Linked DNA regions of Homo sapiens: regions 2 and 3 are each linked to region 1. The links are chromatin contacts, found by Hi-C or POLR2A ChIA-PET in ENCODE. All regions are on one chromosome and are shown on one strand. The core of a region is the stretch at or near the end of the contact, and the rest is flanking DNA. Distances in the headings are between cores, read along the strand shown.

Evidence for each region. Hi-C counts contacts between places; a loop is a spot of excess contacts on that map. ChIA-PET counts read pairs that join two places held with the same protein, here RNA polymerase II (POLR2A). Pooled maps may share reads with other maps.
Region 2: a map of IMR-90 shows a loop between it and region 1 (4-fold over the local background). The contact joins two enhancer-like sites. A Hi-C loop is called at or near these places in 1 of 168 maps with a recorded cell type or tissue (IMR-90), 1 of 37 single-sample maps with no recorded cell type and 2 of 50 pooled maps. POLR2A ChIA-PET finds 5 or more read pairs at or near these places in 3 of 52 experiments (A549, H1 and SK-N-SH).
Region 3: a loop to region 1 is called in a map with no recorded cell type, with 4 times the contacts of the local background. The contact joins two enhancer-like sites. A Hi-C loop is called at or near these places in 6 of 37 single-sample maps with no recorded cell type and 6 of 50 pooled maps. POLR2A ChIA-PET finds 5 or more read pairs at or near these places in 2 of 52 experiments (Panc1 and naive thymus-derived CD4-positive, alpha-beta T cell).

Annotation. Positions count from the first base shown.
Region 1 is chr6:155,326,288-155,331,445 of GRCh38, forward strand. No RefSeq gene overlaps it. Among named protein-coding and RNA genes, the nearest start is that of TFB1M, 14 kb to the left of the region's middle. Within about 2 kb of position 2,629, at least 2 of the 41 ENCODE cell types and tissues checked have a DNase peak (open chromatin) inside an H3K27ac peak, as active enhancers do.
Region 2 is chr6:156,010,676-156,015,833 of GRCh38, forward strand. All of the region lies in intron 4 of LOC101928923 (a long non-coding RNA gene), which reads right to left. Among named protein-coding and RNA genes, the nearest start is that of MIR1202, 66 kb to the left of the region's middle. Within about 2 kb of position 2,601, at least 3 of the 41 ENCODE cell types and tissues checked have a DNase peak (open chromatin) inside an H3K27ac peak, as active enhancers do.
Region 3 is chr6:155,982,564-155,987,721 of GRCh38, forward strand. All of the region lies in intron 4 of LOC101928923 (a long non-coding RNA gene), which reads right to left. Among named protein-coding and RNA genes, the nearest start is that of MIR1202, 38 kb to the left of the region's middle. Within about 2 kb of position 3,173, at least 5 of the 41 ENCODE cell types and tissues checked have a DNase peak (open chromatin) inside an H3K27ac peak, as active enhancers do.

The DNA.
Region 1 (5,158 bases), core at 1,379-3,878:
GGCAACTGGGGCTCAATCCCAGGGGATCTTTTGAAAAACCGTGTGCAGCCCAACTCAGCATTGTCCCACCAGAAGCTGGGGAGGCTCCAAAGCCCCCAGGCATGGAAGACAGCAGGGGAGGTGGGGAGCTGTCAGTTTGCCTGGATCACAGCTGCAGATGAACTCAGGAGGACCATACGGATCTGGGGTGGGGCAAAGCCAGGCAGCATCCGCTACCCTCTGTGAATCTTATTCACCTGAGTTTAGGAACTCAGAATTATTTAGAGTGATAAGGACTCTTCAATGTTGTGGATCTTTCTCATGCCATAAAGAGGATTTTGAAGTTAGTGGACAATGTGAAGTCATCCCTAACTTGCCAGAGGAAGTGTTCAAATCCAAGTACTGAAATTCTAGAATCAAGACATTTTGAACCAGAGATGAGTATTCTTTTTTTTTTTTTTTTTTGAGACGGAGTCTCCCTCTGTCGCCCAAGCTGGAGTGCAGTGGCGCGACCTCGGCTCACTGCAAGCTCCGCCTCCCGGGTTCACGCCATTCTCCTGCCTCAGCCTCCTGAGTAGCTGGGACTACAGGTGCCCGCCACCATGCCCGGCTAATTTTTTGTATTTTCAGTAGAGACGGGGTTTCACCATGTTATCCAGGATGGTCTCGATCTCCTGACCTCGTGATCCGCCTGCCTCGGCCTCCCAAAGTACTGGGATTACAGGCGTGAGCCACCAAGCCTGGCCAAGTATTCTCTTTAAACTGAAAGAAGGCATAGTTAGAATTTCTAATTGCCTTTAATTAAATCTATCACCTCCTAAGTATAAACAAAAGTGGTGAAATATTTTTGGATATACCAACAATGAACAGTTCATTAATGAGAATGAATTTTACCTTTCTGACGGTTCCCATTACATAACTTTATTCATTTTGAGGAAGGCAAGGGCTGACCATTTTATGCTCATCTACTATGGTCACCTATTAAAGGCTGGAATTATGATAATCCAAGGGGGAAAATAAAATATTTAAAATGAGATTGGTCTAAGTAGGAGAATGAACATCAGGCTAAGTGTTAATTTTGTCCCATTTAGTCAGCTCCATAAATCTTGAGAAGCCATTTTTCTTCTCTGTGCCTCAGTGTCCTCATCTGTATGTTAGAGGGCTTGGATTGGCTGATCCTGAAGGTCACCTCCAGTTCTGAGGTAGTCCTTGAAAACATGAGGACTGAAGCCTGGCCTAAGGCATGGGTCTTATTGTGGTATTGTGGACTTGACCAAATGTTAACCTTTCTGACCTTCAGTTTTCTCCTCAGAAAAATGAAGGGGCTGGGCTATTCTTTAAGGACACCTCTGTTCTGCAGTCCAGATAAATAAAAGTGTGAGGGGAAAAATCTGGAAAAATGCATAGAGTGAAGCTCAGCATGGCCACTGGGTGGCGATCTTGTTCCATGTTAAGAAAAATTTTATGGCATTTACCAAGAGTTTCAAAGTTTGACTTAGCATAGTGAAGAAAGACTTTCAAAAGGATAAAAAAACAGGGCAGCAAAAACCAGAATTATGGGGGAAGTGACAATAAACAGCAATGCCAAATAAGAGACATAAAATCCCTGTAGCCAAGGCAGTAAAACATAGAGGGGTATATGAGAGTTGTGTTTTGGGTATTATTTAAAGGAATATAGGGAGAGGAGTACATTGTAAATTCACATAGTTTTTGAAAAACATGACATAAAAGTTAACTCTAACATTTAAAAATTAAACTTGTAGAATTACCAAATACCTTAAGACTGTGCTAGAGTACTGAAGTCTAAACTTGAACAATCCAAACCAAATCAGTAAACATTTGTTATTTCTTTTGTTTAAATCTCAAAGGAACACTTAAGGGAATTGTAACACTGTTCCAATCTTTTGATATTAAATCAAGTGAGCCAATGAACAAGTTGTGAGCTTTTTTGCATTTTATGGGAGGAGGTGGTCTGTCTCACTTACCTTGAGAATCTTGGGATGATTGTTCCTGGGGCTAGCCATTGCCCCTGCATTGGGTTGAGGGCCATTTCTCGGGGAAGAGCCGAGCATTGGGAGGAATGCAGAGGATAAAGGTTCTCTGATCATAGTGCCGCCCACCTCTATCTCTAGAAAAGGTTATATTCAAAGAAAAACACAATTTTCCCACCAAAGCACCACTCGGCATGAAGGGAAGAACCCAGAGACTCGAAGAGGACCAGGTTCACACTCCTGAAGATGGCAGATTATGTCTCATGCAATAAGCCGAGATCTGACAGCCAGAGGATGACTAGGCCACAGTCTGCCATTTCCTGTTGTTGACTTTTCTGTTCACCATCCCCTCTGGTTTTCTCCCAGTTAGTCCTTATCCTCCTTTTGCTAGGTGGATACAGGTTTCTTCTGAGGGCCAAAGCCTGGGCCCTATTGCTCTGGTTGCCATGGCTGTTTCTTTTCTCTCCTTTCCTTTGATACATTAGCTATTAGCTTACGTAATCCTCTCACCGGTGGATGTTCCCATTCAAAAGGCAAAAAAAAAGTTATATTGCTAAGTAACCTTTAACAATGAATACCATTCATTATGTATTTGCTTAATGATACAAAGGCATTGTTTGCTCTATTGCAGGTGATAACAGCAGATCAAAGACCCCGAGGCCGCCGGAATGTGCTTGAGAAGAGCCAGCAGAGACTGTGTGGAAATTATGCTTAGCATTTATGTTGCACTTTATACTCTTAAAGGATTCTGCAATTATTAATTAATTATCCCACACAATAGCTCTATGAGGAAGGTCAGTGTCAGTAGCTTTATTTTACAGATGAAGAATCAGATAGCAGTTAAGCGATTCCCCCCTTCCCACCTCAACATTTAAAGATCTCATGTCAAAGCAGACCTGGGGTGGGGGCAGCAGGTAAGTTACAAAGTGACTGAAGAGTAAACAGACTAGGGCTGCCTCTTGCCCAGGCTCCACTTCCTTTGATCTGTCTTTTGAAAGCCCTCTGAACATAAGCTAGGTTCTGGACTTGCATACTGCCTCCCTGGGCAGCCTAGTTGCTCTTGCTGTGCTTGTCTTTTCTACATATCCACTGTTGTGTGTGTAATTTTAATTTCCTTTTCATTCATTCATTCATTCATTCATTCATTCAATGAAACTTATTTGGGCATTTATTGTAGTTGATTTGGTTAGGAATATAGAAATGAAAAACATGATTCTTGCCTTTGAGGAACTTCAATTTCTTAATAGGGACACACACAGACACACACTGCTGGAGGACATGGGATGAAAAAGGTGTTAATTCTTCTTGGCAGCATCACGAAGGTCTACACTGAGGAGATGGTGTTTGAGCCAATCTCTTGATAATGCCATGCTTGTGATCCAAGCAGCAGGATCCTGATGGTCCCTAAAGGAGAGATGATAGAAGGTATCCTGAATGTCGGCGACTTCACATTTGCGAAGGCCAAAGCCTGTTAGGTCAGGCCTCCTGTTGGCTAGTGTGATAGACTCTTATCCTATAGTGTTTTAATTATTTGTGTGAATGTTTTCCCTTTTTACGAGACTAGAAACAATTTTAAAATGAGGACAAATTCTGACGGCCCACAGCATATTGTAGGGAATAACAGCAGGAATAGCTACCATGTATCGAGTAAATGAGCCTATTCTGTTTAGTGCTTTACATAGCTGATTAAGCCTGCCAAAAACCTTTGAGGCAGTATTGTTCCCCCACACTGTTTTTTTTTTTTTTTGGGAAAGTTTAAGTAATTTGCTCATAGCTACATAGTTCTGTGTGCTATTGAACAAGCTTATAGTCCCCACATGTAGCTTATAGTCCACGGCAGAAGACAGACATTAACCAATAATAACCATATATCAATGTATAATTACAACCTGTAATAAAGTCTCTGAAGGAAAAAACAAAACATGCAGTATAGGAGAAGCTAGCACAGAATGACCAGATCTGCCCTTGGGCCAGTAGACGTGAGGAGAGATATGAAGGAAAGGCCAAGGTCAGGGAGCGCGTACCTGGAGGTTCTGATGGTGAGGCTGAGTAATGAAAGATACGTGGGTGTTAGGTAGTCCAAAGAGAAAGCATGTGCAAAGGCCCTGGTGTAGGAGGGAGCTGGGAGTATCTGAGAATCAGCAGGCAGGTCTGCTGTATAGAGGAGATGACTGGAGAAGGAGAGGTGGCACATCTTGTAAGATTGTGTAGGCTAGGATAGAGCTTGATGTTTAGAAATGATAGGCATTGCATTCGCAGGTTTTAAGGGAATGCATTCTTTGATGAGATGAATAGTCAATCTGGGTGCAGTGGGGAGAGCAAATGGGAGAGGAGTCAGAGTGTGAGAAGGGAAAGTGGTTAAGAGGGTATTATAGTAATTCTGGGGTGAAATAATGGTGAGGCCAGGGTGGCAATGGTACACAGGGTGAGAAACATGTGTGTGAGATATTTGCAAAGTCAAGGACAGGTCTTGGCGATGGGTGCGAAGAAGTGGGGTGGGGAGGGAAAGGAAGGTGTCAAGGCTGATTCCCAGGTTCCTGGCTTGGACAGGTGAATGGTTGGAGATATATATAGGATGTGGTTTTGTATGCTGGAGGGGGACCAGGAGTTTGAGAGGAAGGGTTCTTGAGTAGGTGGCAGAGGAATAATTTGAATCTAGGTCTGTTTTTCATCAAAATGTGCTTCTCATCAATTCCTGAAACATACACATATTTTTGGAAATCCACACTGAATGACTCTTCCATCTTGCTAGTTCTGATCAGCTTCTATTGTCACCACTGTGATCTTCCGGAAGAAATGCATTCACTTTTGTTGCATAATCAATAAGTGACATCGGTGGGAGAAATGTCCATCCGGACCGGAAGGTATGGGAGGTCCTTTTTGGGAGGTGATACCTGTAATTCCTCAAACCTTGCTATTCAGCAGTGAGAGTTACGCTGCCTACGTTGAGCTCTGGCTCAAACTGCTAGGGTTTGAATCTTGCCCCATGACTTGCTATCTCTGTGATGTGGGCATATTGTTTAACATTTCTAAGCCTCCCTTTCTGTAAAAAGGAGATAATAACAGTATCTTCTCCATCATGAAATTGGCTGAAAGATCAAGGCTGCTGCTAGCCCACAGGACACCTTTGTGTGAATTAGAGAAAGGCTCTCATTCCTCAAGTGAAAAAAGAACTTTTGAAGTTAGTA
Region 2 (5,158 bases), core at 1,351-3,850, 680 kb after region 1:
AGTATTCCATGGTGTATATGTGCCACATTTTCTTAATCCAGTCTATCATTGTTGGACATTTGGGTTGGTTCCAAGTCTTTGCTATTGTGAATAGTGCCGCAGTAAACATACATGTGCATGTGTCTTTATAGCAGCATGATTTATAGTCCTTTGGGTATATACCCAGTAATGGGATGGCTGGGTCAAATGGTATTTCTACTTCTAGATCCCTGAGGAATTGCCACACTGATTTCCACAAGGGTTGAACTAGTTTACAGTCCCACCAACAGTGTAAAAGTGTTCCTATTTCTCCACATCCTCTCCAGCACCTGTTGTTTCCTGACTTTTTAATGATTGCCATTCTAACTGGTGTGAGATGGTATCTCATTTTGGTTTTGATTTGCATTTCTCTGATGGCCAGTGATGGTGAGCATTTTTTCATGTGTTTTTTGGCTGCATAAATGTCTTCTTTTGAGAAGTGTCTGTTCATGTCCTTTGCCCACTTTTTGATGGGGTTGTTTGTTTTTTTCTTGTAAATTTGTTTGAGTTCATTGTAGATTCTGGATATTAGCCCTTTGTCAGATGAGTAGGTTGCGAAAATTTTCTCCCACTTTGTAGGTTGCCTGTTCACTCTGATGGTAGTTTCTTTTGCTGTGCAGAAGCTCTTTAGTTTAATTAGATCCCATTTGTCAATTTTGGCTTTTGTTGCCATTGCTTTTTGTGTTTTAGACATGAAGTCCTTGCCCATGCCTATGTCCTGAATGGTAATGCCTAGGTTTTCTTCTAGGGTTTTTATGGTTTTAGGTCTAACGTTTAAGTCTTTAATCCATCTTGAATTAATTGTTGTATAAGGTATAAGGAAGGGATCCAGTTTCAGCTTTCTACATATGGCTAGCCAGTTTTCCCAGCACCATTTATTAAATAGCGAATCCTTTCCCCATTGCTTGTTTTTCTCAGGTTTGTCAAAGATCAGATAGTTGTAGATATGCGGCATTATTTCTGAGGGCGCTGTTCTGTTCCATTGATCTATATCTCTGTTTTGGTACCAGTACCATGCTGTTTTGGTTACTGTAGCCTTGTAGTATAGTTTGAAGTCAGGTAGCGTGATGCCTCCAGCTTTGTTCTTTTGGCTTAGGATTGACTTGGCAATGCGGGCTCTTTTTTGGTTCCATATGAACTTTAAAGTAGTTTTTTCCAATTCTGTGAAGAAAGTCATTGGTAGCTTGATGGGGATGGCATTGAATCTGTAAATTACCTTGGGCAGTATGGCTGTTTTCACGATATTGATTCTTCCTACCCTTGAGCATGGAATGTCCTTCCATTTGTTTGTATCCTCTTTTATTTCATTGAGCAGTGGTTTGTAGTTCTCCTTGAAGAGGTCCTTCACATCCCTTGTAAGTTGGATTCCTAGGTATTTTATTCTCTTTGAAGCAATTGTGAATGGGAGTTCACTCATGATTTGGCTCTCTGTTTGTCTGTTGTTGGTGTATAAGAATGCTTGTGATTTTTGTACATTGATTTTGTATCCTGAGACTTTGCTGAAGTTGCTTATCAGCTTAAGGAGATTATGGGCTGAGACGATGGGGTTTTCTAGATAAACAATCATGTCGTCTGCAAACAGGGACAATTTGACTTCCTCTTTTCCTAATTGAATACCCTTTATTTCCTTCTCCTACCTAATTGCCCTGGCCAGAACTTCCAACACTATGTTGAATAGGAGTGGTGAGAGAGGGCATCCCTGTCTTGTGCCAGTTTTCAAAGGGAATGCTTCCAGTTTTTGCCCATTCAGTATGATATTGGCTGTGGGTTTGTCATAGATAGCTCTAATTATTTTGAGATACGTCCCATCAATACCTAATTTATTGAGAGTTTTTAGCATGAAGGGTTGTTGAATTTTGTCAAAGGCCTTTTCTGCTTCTGAAACTATTCCAATCAATAGAAAAAGAGGGAAACCTCCCTAACTCATTTTATGAGGCCAGCATCATCCTGATACCAAAGCCGGGCAGAGACACAACCAAAATAGAGAATTTTAGACCAATATCCTTGATGAACATTGATGCAAAAATCCTCAATAAAATACTGGCAAACTGAATCCAGCAGCACATCAAAAAGCTTATCCACCATGATCAAGTGGGCTTCATCCCGATCAAGTGGGCTTCATCCCTGGGATGCAAGGCTGGTTCAATATATGCAAATCAATAAATGTAATCCAGCATATAAACAGAACCAAAGAAAAAAAACCACATGAGTGTAGCACTATATTAAGTCCTGGGCAGAACCAGAGCAAATCCAAGAGAAGAGAATTGATCATCAAGTACACTGCATACTTAAGAGTTTTCATTACTAAATATTGGTTGAATTAATGCAGACAAATACATGAATGCCCTGATAAATATTGTGACCCTTAGACCCTAAGTTTTCTAGAATATGTCTATATGGTGGAATCATTATTGCCATTTTTGAAGAAGCAGTTTCCAAAGTACTTCCTGGAGGATCTCTCTCTCTCCCTTTTCTCTCTCTCTCTCTCTCTCTTTCTCTTTCACACACAAACACACACACACACACACACACACACACACACAGCAGCAGCAGCAAGGTGCTCATCTATTCCCTTAGACACAAGTCCTGCCCTAGACTTGGCAAATTGCCTTTTCTGCCCAACCCACAGTATTGAGAATCTGAAGTGAAGTGGAAAATAAGAGCTGAAATAGAGCCATATTTGGGCACAAACCTTGAGAGATGAAAAGAAGGAAGGAAGTAGAGGATGTGCAAGCAGAATTAGAGAGTGTTAAATACGAAGTGTTCTCAGACAGAGGGAGAACAGCAAGCAAGCTGCAACCTGTCGGCCCAAGGGAACAAATTCCAGGTGTTCAGCGCTTCTCATTCCCCGCAACCCCACATCCCTTCATCTTTCTGTCCTTCTGCTAGGCTAATAAGACCAAGGAGACACCCTCACGTCTTCCCAGTGTGTTTGGGTGGGATTATTTCCCATGATGACAGACAGGCTTTGTGCTAATGCTCCAGCACTGTCATGAGGAAAGATAGGGGACACTCAAACTTATTCCCTGCCACTTTCAAGCCCTGGCTGCAATCATTTTTTCCTACAAAATAACCTCAACTGAGAGAGAGCAAGAGAAGGATACCTCCTTAATCAGGACAAGAAAGATGCTCTAGAGGTAAATGGGAAGTGTTCAAGATTATTGGGGAAAATGTGTACATCCTGGGAAGACATTCCACTGTCAAATGCTGGCCAGGAAGGAGAGGAATAAAAAGACATGGGAAGAGAGAAGGGAACGTAGGCTTTCCTTCTGGTGGCTCTCTGTGAGGTGGAAGTTAGACTGCCTCCACGAAACAGAAGAGTCGGCAGGAAAGGCTTCTTAGAATTCTGCCGCCCAGCGCTGACAGCCCTCGGCATATTTTCAGCACGAGGTACATTAACAAATAAGGAAAAGCATCCTCCTGGGCCTCTAATAACATTTACTTCATTCATCATTTCCTCAGAGGAATAGTAGGCTGTGTATTTTTTTATTCCCGGTGTGTCCTGCCTAAGAAATAAATACTAGCCAAGATCACCTGCTTACTTCTGTGTATTTTACAACCCTCCTTAAGCTTTGTTTGTCTTTCCCCAGTTCCTATTCTTCTTTCTATGCACTCCATACTATGTAGGTCTAAATAAAAGGGGCACAAATTCTAAGACCCCGAGCTGGAATCACTGACTCTGCAGTGTCAAGACGTCTCAAATCTTTTATGGAAGGAGGCAGAGTAAGAATCCAGAATAAATAAATTGAATGGGCTATGCAGTGTAGACTGAAACTAGGATAAATAAGCAAAAATGAGAGTGGTTCCCAGGCCTCCAGGGATCCTGTCAGCCCTAGACATGTGCCAGGTGTTCTGGACTCTTCTATTGGCCTGAGTTAGCTTGAACCTCAATATGGGCTCCCGTCCTGGGCTGCACAGAACACCTGGCAACTCAAGCTTTATTCTCGGCCCTATGGTGAGGACTATCCTCCCAAGGCCCAGGTCTGCTGATTAACAAAGTAGCTCCAAGTTCTGAGTTCCCTCTTCTCCATTTGTCCATCAGCCTCATTGGTGTTATAATCCCAGCAAACTCCAACAGGATCTATGCTGGGAAAAATAATTTTAAAGTTGATCTTTCCATGCAACTTCAAGGGTCTTTTTGCCACAACTCTCAGCCCCTATGATACTTTAAGCTCCCACCACGCACTCGGCCAGAGGGGCAGTGGGAAGCCCCCACTGACCCCAAAGGACAGACCTCACCCAGCTCTATCTGATGCTTCCTCAAGAGAAATGGAAAAACTAGGTGGAGCACACGCTCTGGGCTGCAAAGCCTGAAGCTGCAGTAATGACATAGAAAAAATGATTATGAAATAAAATGTTAAATGGAAAACAGAGTATGGAACTGTGCCTACATTACAGCTATAACTACATAAAATGTATTTATTTAGTAAGAGAACATAGAACATGAAAAACACAAAAATGGCCATTTATTGCGATGGTGAGTCACGGGCAAAGTTTTACTTTCATTTCAATTTTCATTAACATATTGCAATGTTATTTGTGCAACACAGAAAATAAATGAACCGTCTGATCCCACGAAGCTACGTACTACAGTTACTCCTGTTGTGAGCTGAACTTGCAGTTCAGTTTCCTCAAACCTACACCTATACTGACCTACTGTAAATGTAACTAACTCACCACCCCACCAATCCTGCAACTTTAACTACTGAAATAACTGACTTCAAACCCCCTCATATTCATGCTGCTTCTTGCTGCCATAGTGTGGATATTGTCCCTCCAAACCTCATGATGAAGTCTGATCACCAGTGTTGGAGATGGGCCTCATGGGAGGTGTTTGGGTCATGGGGGGTGGATCCCTCATGAATGGCTTGGTGCCATCATCCTTGTGGTAATGGCTGAGTTCTAACTCTTAGTTCCCATGGGAGCTGGTTGTTAAAAACAGCCTGACACCTCTGATTCCCTCTTGCCTCCTCTCTTACCATGTCCTCTCTGCACATGCCAGCTCCTGTTCACTGCCACTCCTGCCACGAGTGGAAGCAGCCTGAGGTCCTCATCAGAAGCAGATGCTAGTGTCGTATGTCTTGTGCATCCTGCAGAACCATGAGCCAAATAAACCTCTTTTCTTTATAAATTACACAGC
Region 3 (5,158 bases), core at 1,923-4,422, 660 kb after region 1:
TACAAAGCAAGATTTCCCAGAGGTAGGTCTACCAGATCTAGCAAATAAGGACACCAAGTTACATTCAAATTTCAGATGAACCAAAAATAATTGCCTTAATAAATATAATAAATATGGCCTGCGCAATACTTGGGGCGCACTTATACTACAATGATAACTGGTTTATCTGAAATTCATATTTAACCGAGCATCCTGTTTGTTACTGTCAACTCTATCTAGATAGCTAGTTAATTCACTAGTCATTAAGTAGTTTATGGCAAAACCAGCTCAATATTAGTGAGATGTTACAAAAAGAAGTGAATGGCAAGGAATTGCAGAAACAAAGGAGAAAAGTAAGATCAATTATAGTTGTAGATGCCAAGAACAGGAAGGGGTAGACATCAGCCTCAGAGTTGTGAATGCGAAGTCAAAACCAGAACCCAGAAAAGCACACAGAGAGCAGGCAATGTGTATCAAGAAGTGGATGCTTCACCCTAAAGCTTGTCAGAGGATCTTCTTGTCATGGGTTTTCTTTGAGGTTCCAGGGCTTTCCACCCTGATTCTTAGCAATTTCACCTTCCTTCTCCTCCTAACAGAAAACAGACACCTTGAAATTTAGATAGAGTTACCCCAACAAGTAAGCTTTTATTTATTTATTTTTTTACATTTTTTAAATTATACTTTAAGTTCTAGGGTACATGTGCACAACGTGCAGGTTTGTTACATATATATACATGTGCCATGTTGGTGTGCTGCACCCATTAACTCGTCATTTACACGAACAGAGAACACAACAAGTAAGCTTTTATAAGACCTACTGGGCAGGTAGTCTTTCTTGATATGGATAGACTAGGCTGCCATCTATGCACGGAGTCAATAAATATATACCGAATGCTTACTATGTGTCAGGAAGTGTTCTGTGTGCCTTATATGTTCATCTAGTGTATTTTAGAAGTAGCTCTTACATCAAATTCACTAGGATTGAATGTTAAGAATGCAAATTCCTGGACTCCATGCCAGCTGTGAAAACCTCTAAGGGAATCTGGGAATCTTCACTTTCATAAATGCTTCAGAGGATTCCTAAATTTTTAGAATCACTGATGTACCAACTGTTTAGTACAAGCAGGTATGTCAGTACCTTTGACTTATGAGAAATACGTAAGAGAAAAAACAAAATGCAGATAATGGTATCTGCGAAATTAAATGTGCATAGGCTGGTACCAGGTGACAATAAAGGACTTGCCCAAGCCTTTTGGCTAGTAAATGTCTGAGATGGAACTCATGTACAAGATTCCCATTTCAAAGTATGGCTCTTACTTCCCTACATTCCAGACCCTATACCTCAAAATGAGTGTATCTGTCACACGTGTGCATTTGTGAGCGCACATCTGCTGTGTGTGTGTGCACGCGTGCACCACCTTGGCACCATGCCTTTCTAAGGACTTAGTGAAGACCACTGTGATGAGGCCACACTGTGACAGTGGGCTTCAACCCTGCCAGAAGAAAGGGACAGACACTCATCCTTATGGCTTAGGAAGGTCAATAGGCACTGATTCTTTATTCTCAGTCTTCTGTAAGTTTGATTCAATGCTGAAATGTACCTTTATTTCTAAGGCTCATGAGACTTAGCTGCCAAAAGAAGGTGCTCTTGATTCACAGAGAGAAACTGTGCTCTGAAGAGTGCATGTCACAATACTGTCCTGACACACCTGCCATAGCACACAGAAGTGAATCACACTGCATTCAATAGCACCTGCATTGGGAGATGCTTAAAGCCCTTAGTTGGCGACCTGGCTCAACCCTGCCATATCTCTGTGAAATAAAAAGAAGGGAGATGGATTTATTCCCATTTTACAGGTAGAAAAAGTAAAGGAGAGAAACCAATGGTAATTTTTTTTCCAAGGCACTAGAGGTCAAAATTAGATAAAAACTGAGAACAAACATCCGCTCTTTTGCTTCCCCCAATAGGTTACATGGAATTATTTTCTCATTTCTATCTATCTCCTTCCTACATGGAATACATTGCAACCTCCTTCCTAACTGTCCCACTTCAGCTCCCAAATCGAGGATGGCAGAAGACAGAAGTTTGCAAAGAAAAGGTTCAGAAGGAAGTTAGAATAAAGAACATTCTAATGGCGAGTCAGTGCTCTGTGACTTTCATGGGCCAAGGATAAACAGAACCTAGGATTCGACTAATCTCAATAGTAACCTAACCAAAGAAACACCTCAGGTATCATCTGTTTCTTTCTTTCTTTTTTCTTTTCTTTTTTTTTTTTTTTTGAGACGGAGTCTCGCTCTGTTGCCAGGCTAGAGTGCAGTGACACGATCTCGACTTACTACAACCTCCACCTCCTGGGTTCAAGCAATTCTCCTGCCTCAGCCTCCCAAGTAGCTGGGACTACAGGCGTGCACCACCACACCCAGCTAATTCTTGTATTTTTAGTAGAGACAGGGTTTCACCATGTTGGCCAGGATTGTCTCGATCTCCTGACCTGGTGATCTGCCCGCCTCGGCCTCCCAAAGTTCTGGGATTACAGGCATGAGCCACCGTGCCTCGTCTCATCTGATTCATTTTACAGAAGAGGAAACAGAGACTCAGAGGTAGGGGATGAGCTTGAGATACAGGAGATGAAAGCAGCAGGGCCTGGAGGACAAAGCCCCCTTCTTGGCCCCAGCTCCAGAGCTCCTACCGCTGGAATGAACTTTACCAGTGGGGTCTGGGGAGAGCTGTCAGGTTTGAAGGTCTTTCTCTCATTTCTCTCTCTGTTATATGGATATGATGCCTCTTTTATAAAAGAACATATGCCCCCACCCCAAAAACTTTTCGGGACCCAATGTGTGTTCCTTTTAAACTCCAAAATTCAAGTCCAAGAGCTACAAAAAAGTTAAAGTATAAGGGGTATAGCTGAACAGGAACATGAAACATAACATATCAGATAAGCTTAGATTATTATAAACCTAGATTATTATAGTTTCTTCAGGTTTTTTATAAGTAGAGTTTTTTTTAACTCATAAGAAATATTCATATATATATATATATATATATATATATATATATAGACACTCCCTTATAATAAACACAGAAGCACACTGTTCCCAGAATCTTTGGCTTGGCTGAAATATGATGATATTCTTAGTTCTTCATATGGGGGGTGGAAAAAGCCTCTGAGCGCTCCAGGCTTTTTATAGCTCTGGCTCATGGGCGGCTTTTGCTGCAGTAGCAGCCCTGGATAGCAAAGGAGCCAAATAATGCTAATGGGGCAAACAGAATGTAATTGCTTATGTGTGCTGGTTATATCCTGAAACAAATTGTTTCTTAATGCTGAGGTCAGACAGGGTTTAATTAGGAGAAATACAATTGGTGTAAAATTCTGCAGCAGGCTGCTTGTTTGGTGTCATGCCAAGTCAACATCTAGTCTCTCCAAATGGAAATTTTCATTAGAGGCCATTGGCAGCCCTAGTTAGGCTGAGTTTCAACTTTTCCAAGTCTCCTGGTAATGTAAACCTGAAACTCAGCATATCTCCTGCCTAATAAAGGGTTGTCCTCCTTGCATTTATAAGCACTTGAACATGTGCACGCTGTCTTTCTCTGTTACTCACATACCCTGCCGTCCCAGTCACCCCACTAGCAAAACACATTTCCCACGGGAACTGGGTGAACTCAAACAGTTTTCCTCTTTCCTTCACCATTTTCCCTCCTTCCCTGTTCCCACGTTAATAATAATCTTCAATCAACATATTATTACTTCAAAAATATTTTCCTACACATCAATTCATCTAATCTTACCGCTAAACCTGAAAGGTGAATGGTTTTATATTTGTAGGTAGGAGGCCCAGCACAGGTCATGTCTATGACTGGCTAAGAGTGAGTCTCAGACCTCTTGGTTTTGAGCCCTGGGCTTAGGCTAACCCACAGAACTCGGGGTTCACACATGCTGAGACATCCACATTTGCTCATGGAAATGAACAGGCACAAAATGATCTCTGTTTATTCTTTTCTTTATGCTTCATTTTATGTGCTATCTATGAAGAAGTAAGAGTGCAAGGTGTTATTATTCAAACTGCACAAATTTCCCCAAGACTTTGCAAACACTCTTGATGAGATGTGACCCTTTCTTTTGTGTCTCTCTTTTGAGACATGTCTTTTCATACACTCCAAGATCTCAGTGGATGCCTGCAGCAGTAATACTGCTATTTACATTAATTTTAAGAGCCTAGATCTTCACACCTTCAAGGATAAGGTTTTATCAGTGTTTCTAATATAAATCTTATGTCTCAAAAGTTGTTTAATTTATTTGGAAAATTCTGCTTCTAGGCTTCTATTGTTTCTCTCTCTTTCTCTCTCTTTTCCTTTCAGCTGAAGGCAGTTTTCATTACAGTGACAAAGACCCCACTATGTTAAAGAAAATTGCACAGAGAGACCCCAAAAATCCATCTACCCAACAGAAATCTAAGTCATTTTCCCCTGCAGTATCATATCAGCAGTAACCGTCATGGGTTTAAAGACATATGGGACCAAGTTTTCATTTTGATATGTGATTCTGCTTTGCCGAGGCCCAGGCTCCTTGTGAGCTGAGCCACATTTCATTTAGGTGCTGGGCCTCTGAGCCTATGATAATGTGCCCAGTTAGTGTCAAGGTAAAGGTCCGTACAGCACAAGCAATTACTAAGCGATCCCTCCTCCTCAGCCCTGCTGAGCCAGGAGGCCATGGGAGATGCCTTTGACAGGGGAGCCTTCTTAGCTGCCCAGGACTCTGTTCCAGGGTATGTTCCTTTTGAGACCGGGAGTTACTGGAATTCTTGTACCATGCAATGTCGAATGCAGATTTCTCACTCATCTCTATTCCCACAGGCTGACATCCCACTGAAGCTACCTTTGGCTTTAAACCACAGATGCCTCTCTTCTACAACAAGCTTATACCAGAGATTAAAAGCACATGTACCCTAAAACTTAAAGTATAATCATAAAATAAAATAAAATAAAAAGAAAAAAAACACTGTTAAGTTTGCTTTCTACACAATTTAAATTTTCAGTATTTAAAAATTTTCCTATGTTACTATTGTATAGTTAAGTCTTCCATAACACTAGTTCTGAAATTGTGCATTTGTTCCAGTGCAATGGATACACCAGGGAACAATTCAAGCATAACGTGAATTTTGCATTTGCTGATGTTCAATT